Linked DNA regions of Homo sapiens: region 1 is linked to region 2. The links are chromatin loops, found by intact Hi-C in ENCODE. Cell type or tissue: PC-3. All regions are shown on one strand.

Region 1 (2,500 bases), 820 kb after region 2:
CATTTTCAGCTGTTATTGCTTCTCTCAATAACCCTCTAAGGACTAATATTATTTTCAATTTAGAGATGAGAAAACTAAGGTATAGAGAAGTAATGTAACTTATCCAAGGTAAGCCAACTAATTGATAATAGAGCTGGGAGTCAAATGCAAAGATGCCAGCACTAGAGTCCAAGCTCTTCACCACCACCCTCTTGCCCTGTTATGTTCTCCCACCCTCCACCTCCACCAAAAATCAGTTCTATTAAAAGTCTTACATAATTCCCAGTTGAATTTTCTACGTGATTCTCTTCAGTTTCCTCTAGTGGGGCAGAGAGGGAACAAGAAATAGTAAATAAGCCGGGCACAGTGGCTCACGCCTGTAATCCCAGCACTTTGGGAGGTCGAGGCGGGTGGATCACGAGGTCATGAGATTGAGACCATCCTGGCCAACATGGTGAAACCCCGTCACTACTAAAAATACGAAAATTAGCCGGGCGTGGTGGTGGGTGCCTGTAGTCCCAGCTACTGGGGAGGCTGAGGCAGGAGAATCGCTTGAACCCGGGAGGTGGAGATTGCAGTGAGGCGAGATTGTGCCACTGTACTCCAGCCTGGCGACAGAGCGAGACTCCATCTCAAAAAAATAAAATAAAATAAACAAACAACAACAAAAAAGATAGTAAATAAAGAGCCCCCACTCAGCAAAGCTTCTAGCAGTACCCTTTGCAAAGATGTCTTCTCTCAAAGGCATTTATTATCCATTTTTAAACAACTAATGCTACGTTTCTAACATCTGTAATCACCAGTGACCATTCCTCTAATTTTTTGCCCTGTGTTATTTTATTTATTTAATGCTCCAGCACTAACACTGCCTTCCCCTCCGGCTTCCCCACTGTGGTTGGGCGGCTGTCCTTAACTTTCTTCTTTTGGACTTCATTCCATCAGGTAAGCTGTAACCAAAGCTCTGAACCATAAAACTTGGGCAGCCCTCCCCCTAGTGGTGATGCAGAGAATATCATAAAATTTCATAGTTTACAAAAGATTCACCATCAAAACCTACTTATTCCTTTGAAAGTCATTACAGAAAGAAGCAGCAGACGAGTGGGGAATACCAAGTGACAAGGATGGAATAGGTTAGGATGCCCCTTAAAAGCTTAGGCACTTCAGTCACCTGGAGGATAAATAAAAAACAAGATTGAAGAGGGAGGGGGGAAAAAAGCTCAAGTTTACAAGGGAGGTGCTTGTCATACATACAAAGTTCTTAAGTCAAAAGGGAGAAAGTTGTGTTAGGAAGTCGGATGAGAAATAAAGGAAGGCCACTGAGACTGGAATGCAGAGAAGAGAGAATTAGGCCAAGCCAGCACATGCAAGCTCTTCTTGGCAAAGTTTAGGATTGGAGTCTCATGTCTAAAAGCAGTGGGAAGCAAGTAAAGGTCTTTCATCAAGGAAGCTACACGACCAGACTAGAATTTTTTGCAGATTCCTAAAATCATATCTAATCATGCCGAGGTAGCAGTAAGAGTCATTTCCAATCCAGTGATTTTGTTTTCCCCATTATCTTCATTTTATATTGCAGGTCACAGGCAAGACTAAACCAACAGCAGTAGAGACCTGCTGTCTTAGCAGAGACAGAAAAAGAAATTCTTTTACTGGGAAGCAAGGGATATTTCTAACTCAGCATTCCCTGCTGGGTAGCTGTCAGCTCCGTCTGGAAATGGTGAAAGTTACTGATCAGAATAACAAGTAATAATTTCTTGGTAATCTTCCCCTCTGTGAAGGGAAAAACAATAAATGTTTCTCTGTAGTTACAACACACTTGTTTATCCATTTATTTATCCAAATGGCTTGGGAGTCTCAGAGGAGCCTGACATTTGATGGTGCCAAAGCTCTATCCATCCTTAGCCCTTTCTCCATGAAACCTTCCCAGCTGTGATCTGACTCTTTTTTCTCTGCTCTCCTACAGTAACTGATATCACTGCTTTGAGTCTAACAGTCAAATCTTATTTAAAATGACCAAAAGAGAAACTGTGAGTTCCCCTCCCCACTCAACCTGCTCACATAGGAAGAGCACCAGGTAGAGATGAAGGCAGAAATGGGGCGATGCATCTACAAACCAAGGGGGGCCACGGATTTCCAGCAACCACCAGAACCTAGGAGAGAGGCAGTGTCCTAGTCCACTTGCGCTGCTGTAACAGAATACGAGTCTCAGTAGTTTATGAAGAACAGAAATCTATTTCTCACCATTCTGGAGGCTGGGAAGTCCAAGATCAAGGAACCAGCAGGTTCAATCATCTGGTGAGGGCAGCTCCTCCGGAGGGGAGGAGTGCCATGTGCTCACGTGGCAGAAGTTGTATGGGACTGAATGCTGTGTGAAGCCTCTACCATACAGGACTTAATTGCATTCACAAGAGAGGAGCCCTCAGGGCCTCATCAGCTCATCAGCTCTTAAAAGCCTCACCTCTTAATACTGTCCCGGGTGCGGTGGCTCACACCTGTAATCCCAGCACTTTGGGAGGCTGAGGCG
Region 2 (2,500 bases):
CTAAATGGCACGCCTAGACCCCAAATTTGCATCTCTGCTTGGGTTCAAAAGTTGGTCTCTGAACAAGTTTCTCTGTTATTTCCCACTCCTAAGTTAAACCCCTTTGGGAATGCTACTCACCAGGGTACAGCTTAGTTCAGAGAAGCAATCATTGGCTGGGCCCCATCTTCCTCTAATATGGGGTACAGCCAGCTGGTGCTGATGTGATGCAATAAGTTAGGAGAGACAAAGGGATGGAGAAGAAAAGGAGATGATTTCCGATGCAAGAGTACAGAAGCCTTCGAGAGCAGTGGCATGCCCCACCCTGTTCTTTTTCCAAGGAAAGAAACTACTAAAGAACAGCCACAGTCTTTCATCCTCCTTCCACCTCCCCAGGTACACATGAAGAGGGGAAAGAGGGTTAAAAAGAAGCTGAACAGGTTTATCTAAACTACAAGTTTCTCTGTGACTCAATTTCCTTACTCATGTAATGGGAATCAGTTACTTGCCTGGTCTAATTCACTACATTGTTAGCAAGGTTATAATGGCATTTCGAGATCATTTAAGGTTCAGGAACGAAAAGTAAATTCCACCCCGCATACTGCGGAGAGAAGTCTTCTGAAGCAGAACTGAAAGTCCTTGGGAAAGAATGTCAGAATGAGCGCACACTCACTGCGGTGCGGCTAGGTGGTCCATGGGGCTCCCTTAGTTCTTCTGATCTAGCTCAACCCTACCATTTCATTGATGAGGAAATTAAAACCCAGAGAACAAAAATAAACTGTTAAGTCGTGTTGGACTATCCAAGTGAAGTGTTTTTGCAAAGGTAAGGCCACTATACATTTATGCCAGTAATAAAGTTTTTATCAGTTTGCTATTTCTGTCTTTGCTGGGGAGAACATTGATCTAAGTAAACACTTTGGTGACTATATCAATGTAGTTGCAAGTGGCAGAAAGTTAACCCTAGCAAGCTATTGGCTAGAGGGATCATTTACCAACTTTCACAATTAGTACAGAGTTGAACAGTCAGACAAGGGCGGGATCCTGCAGAATCTCACGAACAAACGGAATCAGGGGTTTGAAAGCTATAGACCCTCCCTCCAGGTCTCAAAGCTCCATCTGTCTGCCTTTCAACTGTATTCTTACTATTAATTTTTTCACTGTATGTTCTATTTCTGTGGAGGCATATGGAAAACAGGATTCACATTTTTTGGCTTTGACCACAAGAGGGAGACTGTATCACCCTCTCTGTGCTCTGAAATTTAAAATATCTCAGGAAAGTGCAGGGATTGGTCCAGACTGTGGGAGGGGTGAGGCTCTGTAAAAACATGGCCGTCCCAGTTACTGGTATATGGATAGAGTAGAGAAGGAGCTGGTCCCAGTAAAAGAATTTTCCTGTGCAGAAAACAAATGTGATGAAATTATTTAAAATACACATTTAATCACATAAATACAACTGCAGATCTACCGTATGCCACTGAGTTTTCTCCTATATCATGAATTAAGAGAGATCAATTTGATATTACCACCATCAATCTCAGCTTCCAAGTTGTGTTGAGACTGTTTTTTTTATATATGATAGATCTTCTCAATCCAAGCAAACTACCTCCGCTGGTGTTCAAATGAAGAACAGAGAATATACTGGAGCGAAAGGGGCCTACTATGATGAAAATATTGTGTGGGTTCTGCCTATGATGGCTTTTACTTTTTTCAAGGGTCATTTGACTTGACATGACCATTACCAAAGGCTCCAACTCGAATCCCCAAGCACGATGAGACTACTTTGACCATGCCCACCACAGTGAACTTTACAAAGCTGTTCCAGGGTAGGCACCTTTATCTTCTTTATTATCGTTGGGGTATCACAGACAGCATTGTATTTTTCTCCTTGGCTTGACAAACTGGTAAGTCAACTTGTATGTTTCAGTACTCTTAGTTATTAAACAAACCAACTAACCAAATGCTAAATGGAAAGATTAAAACCCACCCAAGTTTCCCGGGTGCATACAAGAGCAACATTGAGGTGACAAAAACTAAAAAGGCCCAAAGGTTCTCTGAAGACCGTTTTTATCTTCTAGCCAGGTGTTACTGCGATTAGAAACACAAGCCATCATGATTGTTAGAAAAGTATTTTGACCACCTCTAAAGTATAAGACTTTTAAATCAGTAAGTCGTTGTTATGTTCCTGGAGAGAGGAGGCCTTCCAAATAAAATAAAACATCTCAGAAATTAATTATATTTTTCTTCTAGTAAATAACCTTTTTTGCCTACAGATATGGCTGAATGCAAATGAAGGTGGTGTTTTCATATTCATAATGGATTTTAGGTTTAACTGTAATACAGATTTAACTAGGCCAAGGACTACAGAAGGGGGATAATATTTATTGTATATTTTTGCCAGAGATCTTGTTTTATTCACTATCAAAAGTGGAACAATGTACCATAACATTAAAAGAAAGCAAAACATTCCCATTGTGTGAAACTAGACGCTCCTTTCAATAAGGAGATAAAAAACCTAACACTT

The links. Hi-C counts contacts between places; a loop is a spot of excess contacts. Peaks named below come from ENCODE experiments on the same cell type or tissue, not always from the same donor. Only the 100,000 strongest peaks of a DNase experiment are listed, where the experiment ranks them.
Region 1: it touches region 2 in a loop (8-fold over the local background); 2 of 110 quality-filtered maps call a loop at or near these places.

What each region holds. Positions count from the first base shown.
Region 1 is chr4:22,896,174-22,898,673 of GRCh38, reverse strand. No RefSeq gene overlaps it. Among named protein-coding and RNA genes, the nearest start is that of ADGRA3, 380 kb to the right of the region's middle. In PC-3, a CTCF peak has its summit at 986 (motif pointing left); no DNase peak of the experiment used is centred here.
Region 2 is chr4:23,716,463-23,718,962 of GRCh38, reverse strand. LOC105374528 (a long non-coding RNA gene) reads right to left here and starts at 289. Exons shown (of 3, transcript XR_925477.3): 1 at 121-289. In PC-3, a CTCF peak has its summit at 1,198 (motif pointing right); no DNase peak of the experiment used is centred here.